Linked DNA regions of Homo sapiens: region 1 is linked to region 2. A link is an interaction called in ENCODE POLR2A ChIA-PET data of the cell type or tissue named here. Cell type or tissue: A673. All regions are shown on one strand. Links, peaks and the distances in the headings refer to the core of each region. The heading gives the core; the rest is flanking DNA.

Region 1 (6,831 bases), core at 2,721-5,220, 140 kb before region 2:
TCAGATAACAGGACAATTGGATAGAGACTGTAAAATAAGAATGCTTAAAATGATTAAAGACATAAAAGAAGGAATCACACTTAAAAATGTTAAAAAAGACAAAACTTAAAATAGTTGACAGCTTGTTAATGGTTAATTGACAGTTGTTAGGCAACTGTCAAGCAGCATGGATCACAGGAACTTCAATCCAAAAAGAGGTGACACGGCCGGGTGCAGTGGCTCATGCCTGTAATCCCAGCACTTTGGGAGGCCGAGGCGGGCGGATCACGAGGTCAGGAGATCAAGACCATCCCAGCTAACACGGTGAAACCCCGTCTCTACTAAAAATACAAAAAATTAGCAGGGCGTGGTGGTGGGCGCCTGTAGTCCCAGCTACTCAGGCGGCTGAGGCAGGAGAATGGCGTGAACCCAGGAGGCAGAGCTTGCAGTGAGCCGAGATTGCGCCACTGCAGTCCAGCCTGGGCGACAGAGCGAGACTCCGTCAAAAAAAAAAAAAAAAAGAAAGAAAGAAACAAAAAGAGATGACAAGTGGGAGCTGTGGCTCTCACATGTTTTGACTGCACTGGATTTTTCTCCATACACTGCATTCAACCGTAATTCATTTTAATGTCTGTCATTTCAAAGCAAGAATAAGGTGGAAGTGCACCCATTCCCAAGGAGAAATAAGAGATTTGTTTGGTTTAAAAAAGTGGACCAGGCTGGGCGGAGTGGCTCATGCCTGTAATCCTAGCATTTTGGGAGGCCAAAGTGGGCTGTTCGCTTGAGTTTAGGAGTTTGAGACCAGCCTGGGCATCATAGTGAGACCCTGTCTCTACAAAAAATACAGAAATTAGCCAGGCGTGGTGACATGTGTCTGTCGTCCCAGCTACTCAGGAGGCTAAGGTAGGAGGGTTGCTGAGCCCAGGAGGCAGAGGTTGCAGTGAGCCATAATTGCACCTCTCCACTCCAGCCTGGGCAACAAAGCAAGACTCTGTCTCAAAATAAATAAATAAATAATAAAAGGAAAAAAGTGGACCAGATATTCCTATGGAATTGGTTAGTGATTGCAAATTCTTACTGGGACCATCTGTATGCGTTTGAACAATTTTACACTTTAAAAATCACATAGTGCTTTTCTTTAATCAAGTTTTTAGAATTTTACTTGTATTTGGCCATATTTGAGTAGGTTAGACTTTAGGCTCCTATTTTTTTCCTCTCCAGACCAGTTTTGATACTGTTCCAGTCTGTTCATCTGTCTTTCTGAGAGTATCAGTACATAGATAAGCTTGTAGAACAAGCTGGAGACTGGAGTTGAGGAGACTTGGCTTCTATGGCTCACTGTACCATTAACTCTGCCATGGGGTCTTGAGCAAATGGCATAATAGCTCTCAATACCGATTTCTCCTTTTTTAATTTTTTTAGACAGAACTTTGTACGAGACAGATAATATAAGTAGGTAAGGTGGCAAACAAAACACATATGTGAACCAGATTTCACTGGTGTATAATGCCTACTTGACTGGATTTTTTTTTTGAGACAGGGTCTTGCTATGTTGTCCAGGCTGGAGCTCAGTGGCTATTCATAAGTACAATCATGGTGCAGTATAGCTTTGAACTCCTGGGCCCAAGTTATCCTTCTGCTTCAGCCTCCTGAATAGCTGGGAATACAGATATGTGTCACTGCACATAGCGAATAGATTGTTTTTTAGAGCAGTTTTAGGTTCACAGTATTATTGAGCAGAAGATACAGAGATTTCTTATATAACCTCTGCCCCCACACGCAGAGTCTCCCCCATGATTAATATCTCCCACCATAGTGGGAGTACATTTGCTCCAATTGATGAATCTACATTGACACATCGTCACCCAGAGTTCATAGTTTACATTAGAGTTCACTCCTACTAGGTACATTCTGAGAATGTGGACAAATTTATAATTGTAGCCACCATGATAATGTTATATATAACAGTTTCACTGCCCTAAAAATTCTCCATGCTCTACCCGTTCATGCCTCCCTCTTCTCTAACACCCAGCAACCACTGATTCTTTCACTGTTTCCATAGTTTTGCCTTTTCCACAATGTCATAGTGGAAATCAGAGTTTGTAGCCTTTTCAGATACACTTCTTTGACTTAGTCATAAGCATTTAGGGTTCCTCCATGGTTTTTCATGGCTTGATAGCTCATATCATTTTAGCAGTGAATAGTATTCCATTGTCTGGATGTACCACAATTTATCCATTCATCTACTAAAGGACATCTTGGTTACTTCCAAGTTTTGGTAATTATGAATAAAATTCCTTTAAACATCTGTGTGCAGGTTTTTTGTATGGACATACATTTTCAAATCCTTTGGGTAAATACCATAAACCTTGATTACTGGATCCTAGGGTAAGACTATGTTTGGTGCACAAGAAACTGCCAATCTGTCTTCCACAGAGGCTGAAGCATTTTGCATCCTCACCAGCAATGAATGAGAGTCCCTGTTGCTCCACATCCTCATCACAATTTGGTATCGTCAGCATTCTGGATTTTGACCACTGTAACAGGCAATATAGAGGTATCTCATTATTGTTTTAGTTTGCATGTCCCCGATGACATATGCTGTGGAGCATCTTTTGATAAGCTTATCTCTCCATCTTTGTCTGTTAAGGTCTCTGGTCCATTTTTTAGTGGATTGTTTATTTTCTTATTACTGTGGATCACTATTTCCTAAACTGTGTTCCATGGCGTTCCATTCTTTGACATGCTAACAGAAGTGATCTGTGAGCAAAAAAAAGCATTCCACGGTCAGATAAGCTTTGGGGAATTCTAAAGTAAAAAGAACCAAACAGTTTCTTTTCAACACAACTTCTCAGACCTTTAATAGGATATTAGGCAAGGGGGTGCTCCAAGGCAGGAATTTGGAGTGCCAGGGTTCCCTAACTTATTGAATCTTATTTTGTCCAGGGACATGAGAACAACAAGAAACACTAAATATTGGCAGACTACTTTGTATATCTTTCAGCTCCATGGTTCTGAATATAGCCACAGGGATACATTCTTGTTTATGTGCTATTTCTAAGGCAATTTAGGCAGATATAAATATAGGTAATACCACTTCTATGGAAATTATGACTGTATATACCAGAGTACTCCCAAATTTGGAAACTTTCTCTTAGAATATTAAGCATCCGTGGCTGGGTGCGGTGGCTCACTTCTGTAATCCCAGCACTTTGGGAGGCCAAGGCGGGCAGATCACGAGGTCAGGAGTTCGAGAACATCCTGGCCAACATGGTGAAACCCCGTCTCTACTAAAAATACAAAAATTAGCTGGGTGTGGTGGCAGGCGCCTGTAGTCCCAGCTTCTTGGGAGGCTGAGGCAGGAGAATCTCTCGAACCGAGGAGGCGGAGGTTGCAGCGAACCGAGATCACATGACTGCACTCCAGCCTGGTGACAGATGAGACTGCATCTTAAGAAAAAAAGAAAAAAAAAGAAAAAAAGAATATTAAGCATCCCTTAGGTCCAGCTCCTGTCTTGTTTTCTTCTTGAAACTTTTTCTCATATTTATAGTCTACATTGATCTCTCTTCTCTAAACTTCTATGACCCTTTAATTATTTCTATGCAATTAACCTCCTAAATATGTGTTCCTTTAAATAACCTTTATTATTCCATGTTTGATTGTCTCATCTCTCAAAACACACTGTTCTTCAGGAATGTGCCTTGTATTATTACTGCTCAGTGTCCCACAGCTGAGCAGAATGTTCTACATATGGGACACTTTTAAGTAAAACTGTCAAATAATTGTTTTTTTCCTAGATATTCCTTCCTTCCTTCCTTCCTTCCTTCCTTCCTTCCTTCCTTCCTTCCTTCCTTCCTCCCTCCCTCCTTCCCCCTTCCCCTCCCCTCCCTCCCTTCCTTTCTCCCTCCCTCCCTTCCTTCTCTAGCTTTTGATTAAAGATATGCTAATTGAAAACATAACAGTTCTATTTTCAGAGAGGATCACAGTAGTGCTAAATTAGATCCATTGGCTTCTAAAACTCACTGCAAGCTGTTTAAGAGCACCAATGCATAGGTGTTCCTGAAGGTGCAAACTTTATGGCACCTTTAAGTTATGCACCGTGACAAATTTTCCCCATGACCAATAAGCTGTGCACCTGCCGAGAAGCAGAGAAAAATGTATTTAATGATGACTAAATGCATTGTATTTTGACAGTGAAATAAACCATTTAAAAATATGATCGCAGCAAGGCAGACTTCTAAGCAGCATTGCAAATGTTTAACATATCACGTCCTGCCTTTGGAGTGTTCTGTAATATTAAATAGGATTAGCCAGGTGGATTTCTCAATATTCTGATAACAAGGCAGAGGCAACCAAATATTGTTAAAATCTGTCATCAGGTAAACCCAGGCCTTTCAATCTTCTAGCTATAGAGAACTGTGAGTTCTGTACAAATGGTAACCTAGAAACAGAAGCAACCAAAATACTTGAATTAAAATGATTCACATGATTGGGGAAAACTCAATACATGCTTTTGACCGAGGACAATCACTTTTAAAAGGAATTGCAAAATGTGCTAAATATAATTTAGTTGTACTCTGAAAACAAATAAATTACAAGAAAGCTTTTTTAAAATTTTTATTTTTAGACAGGGTCTCACTGTGCTGCCCAGGCTAGAGTGCAGTGGCTTAATCACAGCTCACTGTAGCCTGTGGGAGATCAACCTTGATCTCCCACCTCAGCTGCCCGAGTAGTTGGGATCACAGGTGCATACCACTATGCCTGGCTAATTAAAAAAAATTTTTTTTGTAGAGACAGGGTCTTGCTATGTTGCTCAAGCTGATCTTGAACTCGTGGCTTCAAGCAATCCTCTCACCTTGGCCTCCCAAAGTGCTGGGACTACAGGCATGAGCCACCACACAGGGCCAAGCTTTCTTTTAAAGAAAAGATTTGTAGAATTTTCTTCAAAGTGATATAGAGAGTGCTCTTGGAATTCTTGAAAGAGAGTACATATTGATGTGTGTGATAGAACATAACATCTTGTATTTAATTTATGGTATGTGTATCCTCTTAAAATCTTCCAAGTGTGGCTGAATGAGTTGTAGGAGAAATGGCAGAATTAACATCCTCTCAATGGCTGCTATGATAGTTTTGTTTAAAATAATTGTTTACAATTTTGTGTTGAAGGGCAATGTCTAATGCAATGACATGCAAGAAACAGTTTTTTAAAAACCACTTTATTGAGGTCTGGTTGACATAAAAAGCTGTACATGGGTAATATGTACATCTCAATAAGTTTGGGGATAAGCATACATCTCTGAAACCATTACCACACATGAAGGCCAAAAATAGAGGATGAGGCTGGGTGTGGTGGCTCACGCCTGTAATCCTAGCACTTTGGTAGGCTGATGTGGGCGGATCACGAGGTCAGGAGATCAAGACCATCCTGGCTAAGACGGTGAAACCCCGTCTCCACTAAAAATACAAAAAAATTAGCCGGGCGTGGTGGTGGGTGCCTGTAGTCCCAGCTACTTGGGAGGCTGAGGCAGGAAAATGGCCTGAACCCGGGAGGCGGAGCTTGCAGTGAGCCGAGATCGCGCCACTGCACTCCAACCTGGGCGACAAAGCAAGACTCCATCTCAAAAAAAAAAAAAAAAAAAAAAAAAGAGCATGATGCATTTTTTTTATAAGCTTTCATCGTCTTATTTAACACAGGATGTGTTTATCCTGGAGCAAGGCCATTAATTAAGTACCTGAAAATAGACAGCAAGATGCCGCTTTGCAAGGACATTATTCAATGGTTATAAACACGCAAATACCCTAATAAAGCATTTGTTAATTGGCACTGAAGGGTTATGCTTTGCCTATTATAAATAGGATGTGACCTCAAAGAGGTCATGTGAGGATCTAGCAATGGAAGTTTTCAATTGGTCCCTTTGCCTTTATGTATATAATTTCCCATTGTCCTGCCTTCCCCTGGAGGTGTCCAAACCAGTATTTACAGGGATGGGGATGTGATCCACCACTTAATTTTAATGGACAAACATATATGAGTTACATTTATGCTTTGGTCCCACGATAAGAAGATATGATTACCTAGGCGGACATTAAGTTTCTTTTCTAACATCACCTCTTGCAGTCTCATGTTTTATTAACAGTTATGACTGCTGAGGTCTTAACTTTCCCTGTTTCATGTTTTCTTCAACAAGACTCCTGTTTAATCCGGCAGGCAGAACATGAGGGGAGACTTCCTTGGAGCTGTCTCCAAAGGTTGTCCCGAGTGACAGAATGCTGTATTTGGTTTGGTTAAAAATTAAATGCCATGTCATTGTCAAAGTGGCAACATGACCTCACCACCTTCACAATGTGGGTGAATCTCTAAAAACTGGTGGTCCCTTAACATTGGTGAACAAGAGAAGTGAAAGGGGAAGTGAAGAAAGTACTACTGGAGTCGTCTTCCTGGGCTAAGAATGGTCACGTGGCCAAGGAAACTTGCAGTGGCCCAGCCACCACAGAAACCACACACTCCTGGGTGCTCTCCTGCCTGGTGTTACTCATGGCTCCAGAGTCCTGGGGGAGAGGGGAGAGAGAGAGATGCACTCTGATATCAGCTATGCTGTAAGAATCTCAGCCCGGAGCGGTGGCTCATGCCTATAATCCCAGGACTTTAGGAGGCCGAGGTGGGTGGATTACTTGAGGTCAGGAGTTTGAGACCAGCCTGGCCAATAGGGTGAAACCCCGTCTCCACTAAAAATACAAAACCGGCTGGGCGCAGTGGCTCACGCCTGTAATCCCAGCACTTTGGGAGGCCGAAGCGGGTGGATCATGAGGTCAGGAGATCGAGACCATCCTGGCTAACACGGTGAAACCCCG
Region 2 (6,831 bases), core at 2,875-5,374:
ACAGTGCAATGAAAGTGGGATGCAAAGAGGAATGAGATGCTATACCTGCCCTTACAGAGGTCAATTACTCAAATACCTCAAGGTACTCTGGTGATAGTAAGTGGGAAATGATACAACTGTTCCTGTGATTATTTATCAGGAGACTTAGTGAAATCACCTGGTGATGGATATTGAGAGATGGCTTTCCTCTGCCAACAGATGTACAAGTGTATACCTATATACACTTGCTTGTGTGTCCCTTGGAGCCCCAATGTGTCTTCCTTTTAAAAGTACACCAGAATAAGAGACAAGCTCAGAGAAAGGTAAACGCATAAATCTGCTCATGGAACCAGAATTTCTTACACATTTTCCTGGACCACTCTGGGTTTTATAATTTAAGAAGTTCTTTACAATGTTCTAGGTACTTAGCATGGCACAAAAGGGCACATTCTTTGCTCCCAATGCACTGCATACTACAATGTAGAGAAAACGGGAAACCTCTCAAACAAAGAGCCAGGAAGAGGCAGGAGCTGTGCTGGAGGAGCAGAGAAGTGGGAGGCAAGGCAACTGAGAGCCGGTACATTGTGCACCGTCTGGGGACATGCAGGAGGGGGAAGCAAGCCTGCAATTTTTTTTTTTTTTTGACTTTGGAAAAGGAATCAGGAGCTATTTCTTGGTTTGTGAGCTTTGCTATGGTTTCAGTTTGCCCTCAGAAGGTTGACAGTGTGGGTGGATGGCATTGTTTGGTTGTAAAGTGGGGCAGCAGTTGGTGAGTGGTTAATTTAAGAGTCACGCTCTGACAGAACAACCCATGTGTCCTTTCCCATATGCGTGGGGGAAAAGAGCCAGCACTGCATTCACTGTTGGAATTGACTCTGTGTAGCTGGGATTAGCAGCTCTGTTTTGCAGAACACAAAGATTTAGAGAGTTAAAGTAAATGCACCAAGGTAAAGCTGGGGACAGAGGTGCAATTTTAATTTAGTTTAGGCTGTGCATCTTCCACTGAAGAATTGTTTTGCTTTTATTTATTATTATTCTTTAATGCTAAAGAGAAGAGATTCAATGGTGTTCAGCTGAGGGGAGAAAGAGAGCATATTTGTGGCCCCCCCTGCACGGTCTGTGACTGGGTCCAAATTTCCCTGGGTCAGCTCCTTCCTGGAGCCACTCCTTTCTGCTGTGGCAACAAGGTCAGCAGGGTGACCCTTGTCCACTCACACCTGGGGCACAAGACTCCATGTTGGAGAACCTTCAAGATGGCGGCGAGTCACCTTGGTGACTGATAGGATGTAGGGCCCTTCTTGGAGGCTCTCCTCAGGCTAGGATAGGCTGTGCAAAGAAAATCCTGATTGGTCTAAAATGACTGTTATTTTGGGAACTATGCAGAGAGGTATATGACAATTACTGACTCAGACATTTTCAAAGTGGTGGGATTCTCTCTTCATGGTTTTGTTTGTTTGTTTGTTTTTAGACATAGGGTCTGGTTCTATTGTCTAGGCTGGAAGTACAGTGGTGTGATCATAGCTCACTTCCCCTCGAACTTCGGAGCTCAAGCGATACTACTGCCTTAGCCTCCCAAGTAGCTAGGACTACAGGAGCACACCACCATGCCCTACTAATTAAAAAAAAAAGTGTAGAGGTGGGGTCTTGCTGTGCTCCACAGGCTGGTCTCAAACTCTTGGGCTCAAGCAATCCTCCTACCTTGGCCTCCCAAAGTTCTGGAATTACAGGCATGAGCCACTGCATGCAGCCAGGATCCTCTTTTCAAGTTAATGGATGTGCTTTTCCCCCAGAGTCCCCATTACTATGTGCCCCCTTCCCACTGCTGCCTAATTTGAGAAACAGCTGGGGCATCCAATACCACCACTGCACAGAAAGATGAGGCCAGAGCCAGAGGGAAATGATGTTTTTCCCCTTAACTTTCATGTTTTCAAAGAAGAGGCTCTTAGAATGATATACAAAATAAAGAGGGCAACAGTCTTGTGCATCGTGGGCAACACAGTAGATTTGAGAGAACACAAATAATATGGGAACCAGGGTTTCCTCTTCTTCTTTCCACTAGGGGGAAAAAACCCCACAAAAACCAAACAAGCAAACTTCCTGGACAGAGAAGTGGAAAAGGAGAGAACTTCGTAAGGTCTGTAGGGAAAGCATGAGGCCCTAGTGAACCCTACGTATAGGAGTGCCATCAAAACTCAAAATCACCAGCCTCCCCCTCGAGCCAACATCGTCAATCACCAGCATCCATGTAGGAGCTAAGAAGCATCTGATAGCCACCTGTGTAGTGGAACAATGTGATCACACTTCCCATTGGCTTCTGGTGAGGACCGCATTTTGATAACGGTCACAACTTCACAGCTCATTTTGATATCTGTTCAGCAGGAATGTCACATGTTTGGACTCTGAGCCTTTTTAGTCCTCATTTGACTTAACCCAAGTGTAGAGTCTCTGCTTCCATTTTCCCCAGATGGAGAGTGGAGTCTGGGTCTAGACACCTAGAGAGGGCCATGGGGAAGGAAATAAGAGTCTCTGTCTTAGATTTGGATGGGCTGAGAGGGACCAACTGCAAAGGACATTAGGCTTTTCTCTCATCCCCTGTATCATCTTCCTCACATGAAGAAATTTCCACGGGTGCTTTCTAAGGAGCCACATTCCTCCAGGCACAAGAGTAGACAGACATCACGTTGCTGAGACATTGGCTCACCTGTTCCTGTTGCCCTCAGAGGGCCAGCAGAAATCTGTTGCTAAAGCTGGCTTTTGGCACTAGTGCTTCAACATTTTATGTGCTTAAAATTCCATCTGTGCATGTTCAGACATGACCAGAGTGCTTGTCATTTCTAGTTCAGCTCAGCCCTCCCAGGGCTTGGGCTTGGAAGAAGAAAGGTTTCCTCCCTCTCCCTCGTATACCTACTCTGCTTAGCAAGTAACTCCATCTGCCCCAGACTTGCAGCCTGGGACTTGTTGACAAACTTGGGCAGTTTCATTATTCCCACCCAGTACTTACTTGGAATAAGCCAGGAGCTGCTGGAGGAGCCCTGCTGGCTGCTGGATGAAGATGGAAGCCCTTTAGGGAATGGTGAGCTGGACCGGGTTATTGGTCACACAACCCAGGAAAGGAGTCACCGCTGGAGACTCCCTGGGAAGCCAGGACAAAATATCAGCTTCACTCATGTGAGCTGAGATCCTAAAATTCAAAGCACTGGATAACAAATGGAGGGGATGTATAGTGGGCTGGAGATGCACCACCCACATCCCCATTCACAGAGGACCTGCTGCCCGTGCTACTGGAGGTGATGTCGGCGGACAGTTCTCAGCTCTTGGTTCCTTCTGGGTGGCCTCAGCTACAGACAGCTGCCTTGCCCAAGAGCACACTCTTCCCTGTGTAGGGCAGCAAAATATTCCACACCCAATTATGCCATTTTGGCATAAGGATTATATTGAGCTGAAGACAGTGGAGAGGAAGCAGATACAAGAAAAGCTCTCTTCCCTTCTCCTATTTGGCTAAAAGCAGAATATAAATTTGTAAAGGTGTTTTCCTCTCCCTTTTACCGGGAAAGACAGAAATTAACCACCGAGACAAAACCTGTGTCAGTCCAGAGACGGCACCATGAGGGCTATCCAGAATTCAAGGATGGGAGCAGAGCTTGTTCTGGGCTTTGATTTAGGGAGAGAGGAGGCAAGGAGAAGGCATTCCGGGCAGGAGCCTGGCACAGATGGGGCAAGTGGTTAGTGAGGTGCTGATGAGGTTAGCAAGGGATGAAAAGCAGGTAGGGTTAAACCAAAGCTGGGCGAGGGGCCTCTTCGCGACCCTTCCCCACCCTGTGGCTGCTTTCTGTAACCACTGGCACTGTGTGCTCCAAATACTCTCATTCCTGCTCCTTTTCTGGTACCTTCTCGGAGTCTCAGCTGCTGCCATTCCCCTGTGCTCGGGCCTTCACCTCCTGGCCTTTTTCTGTGTGCTCACTGCTGGGGGAGCCCAGACATCGTGGAGGAGTCCCAGCCCAGTCCCTCATCGGCAAGCCTGCCTTCCTCACATCCCAGAGGGCATTTCCAGCTGCACAGATGCACTCCAGCTTGCACCACCGGCACCCTGAGGTCAAACTCCTCCTTCCCTCGAAAAAGAACTTGGCAGACTCCCACAATCTCATTATTTTTTCAGGCTCTTGAGCTGGAAGCCTTGGGTCATCTTCGCCTGCCTGCCTTCCCTCCATTCCTTCCTTCCTTCCTTCCATTTCTTTTCCTTCCTTCCTTCCTTCCTTCCTTCCTTCCTTCCTTCCTTCCTTTCTTTCTTTCTTTCTTTCTTTCTTTCTTTCTTTCTTTCTTTCTTTCTTTCTTTCTTTCTTTCTTTCTTTCTTTTTCCTTTCTTTTTCTCTTTCTCCAGTGCCTCCTCCAAACCATCACAAAAATCATACAGCTTCTTTCTTAGATATTTTTTCTTTTTCTTTTGTACCTCATACACCAGCCCTAGGGTACCTGCCTCAAATTCAGCCTGTTCCCTCATTCTTGTGCCCCAAGAAATTCATCAGGGAGGACAATCTAGAAATCTATCTCTCTCTATATATATTTAAGTACCTTTCTTTTTTAAAAAATTTTTATTTCTTATTTTCTTTAACTTTTAAGTTCCAGTGTACATGTGCAGGATGTGCAGGTCTGTTACATAGGTAAACGTGTGCTATGGTGGTTGGCTGCACAGGTCAACCCATCACCTAGGTATTAAGCCCAGCAGCCAATAACCATTCTTCCTGATGTTCTCCCTCCCTGACCACAGGTCCTAATTTGTATTGTTCCCCACAATGTGTCCATGTGTTCTCATCATTTAGCTCCCACTTACAAGTGAGAACATGTGGTGTTTGGTTTTCTGTTCCTGTGTTAGTTTGCTGAGAATAACGACTTCCAGCTCTATGTCCCTGCAAAGGACATGATCTTGTTCCCTTTTATGGCTGCATAGTATTCCATGGTGTATATGTACCACATTTCCTTTATCCAGTCTATCATTGATGGACATTCACGTTGATTCCATGTCTTTGCTATTGTGAATAGTGTTGCAATGAACATATGCGTGCATGCATCTTTATAATAGAATGGAAATATATTTTTCAATAACCTTCTAGGTGATTAATTTGCCCTGCGCTGAAGTCAGGATAGATTAGATTATGCTCCTGTAACAAATTCATCCTGAAATCTCAGTGGCTTAACATAATCAAGATTTATCTGTTTCTTATGCAAATTCCAATATGAGTAGGGCTGCCTCCTTCTTGTAGCTACACCACCTGGAATGGTTGGTGCCCAAGATGTTAAGACTGGGAAGCAGGAGCTGAAGGGATGTTTCTAAGGATCAGGACTGGAATTGGCTAGAACTCAGTTACATGATCTGAACCAAGCTGCAAGGGAGGCTGGGAGGTGCCCAGGGACTTCTCAGGAGGAGGAAACAGTCTGCAGACATCTGCTGTCTCTAGGATATATCTGGGTTTCTCTCTCTTCATGAGTATGGCTGTTCTCTGGTGTCCTGCAATGGCCTCCCTCACTCACATCAACTTATTGAGTCCTTGGTTCTTAGAGTTAAAAGAGCCAGGCACAGCATTCTCTTCAAGCAACACAGGGCAGAGAAGCAAACACCTCACGCTTGTTTGTCAGAAAGGTCTCCCGGAATCTCTGCTTTAGCTGCTTAGTTTGTTCTGAAATCCTCGGGATTTTCCCCCCAAGTTCTCTGGAATTTCTGGCTGATGAAAACACAACTTTCTGGGGGTTCTCTGAAGGAAGATCATCCTGTTGTGACTTCGGCTTTGGAAGATAAATTGAGTCAAAGCAAAGAAGAGCTTAGGGATGTGGACCAAATGTTGCTAGGGCAGGAAGTCCTTTAGATAGGCACAAACAACCACTTCTGAACAGTTTTGTCCATCTTGCCTGTTAAAGAAAAACAGTCTGTAAATATCCAGTCTAGTTATTCATGCTCTTTGGAAGACAGCACAGTGGGGCAGTGAAGAGTGGGGCTTTCTGTAATAGATTGCCTGGGCTTGAATCATAGGTCACTTCTTTCTAGTGGCATGTCCTTGGACAAGTTGCTTCACCTGATGAAGTCTCAGTTTTCTCATCTGTAAAAAAGAAGGAGCAATCATTCCTATCTCCTTAAGTGAGGTGGATATTGAATAAAATGATCACTGTTTGACTTAATGTAAGGCAATAGAAAGGAAGTTCTCACTAATGTTGTTATAAATCCTTGTTTACTCTTAAACTTGAACAACTTATCTCTTATTTTTGACAGCTTGAAAATGTTGATTTCAACCACACATTTAGGGCATTTACCTTAAAAAATGTACTCTGCACATTCATTCTTATAGACATTCTGTGACGAAAGAATACTGTCATCCTAGGGAAGGAGCAAGTCTGCTCAGGGTTGGCTGGGAGAATGGAGCTCCACAACAACTGTGGGAGAAAAGCATTTATTGCCCTTGCTACACATCAGTGATCCACGTTTTCCAAATTGCAAACATTTTATAACCATGCCTGAGGCCGGGATGAAGACTGCCTCTCAGATTGACCTCATCTGTAGTGCTTTCTGCTTTTGCTAGAGCCGGGGTGCATGGCCTAGGCCTGGTGCTGCCTCTGCTTTTGAGAATTAAATGGGAAGTATTGGGGGTGAGGGGGTGGGAGGTGTATACTCTAGGGATCCAAGTTATTGTTGCCACGCCCACTTGCTTTTTTCCTTTCTCTTTTTGATACCCCAGGTGATGGGAACAGCAAGGCAAGGTGAAATTAACAAAATGAAGGACTGCTTGTGCCTGGTCTACAAAGTGACATTGCTTAGCAGCAGGGTCTCTCTGTCTTTGCGGTGCATGGTGGATTTTTGTTTCTTCA

Evidence for each region. ChIA-PET counts read pairs that join two places held together with the same protein. Peaks named below come from ENCODE experiments on the same cell type or tissue, not always from the same donor. Only the 100,000 strongest peaks of a DNase experiment are listed, where the experiment ranks them.
Region 1: POLR2A ChIA-PET joins it to region 2 with 16 read pairs; 7 of 35 experiments call an interaction of 5 or more read pairs at or near these places.

What each region holds. Positions count from the first base shown.
Region 1 is chr9:87,479,548-87,486,378 of GRCh38, reverse strand. No RefSeq gene overlaps it. Among named protein-coding and RNA genes, the nearest start is that of DAPK1, 15 kb to the left of the region's middle. In A673, for the core only: no CTCF peak of the experiment used is centred there; DNase peaks (open chromatin) are centred at 3,788 and 4,298; H3K27ac peaks cover 2,461 bases.
Region 2 is chr9:87,340,173-87,347,003 of GRCh38, reverse strand. No RefSeq gene overlaps it. Among named protein-coding and RNA genes, the nearest start is that of DAPK1, 150 kb to the left of the region's middle. In A673, for the core only: no CTCF peak of the experiment used is centred there; a DNase peak (open chromatin) is centred at 4,103; H3K27ac peaks cover 2,500 bases.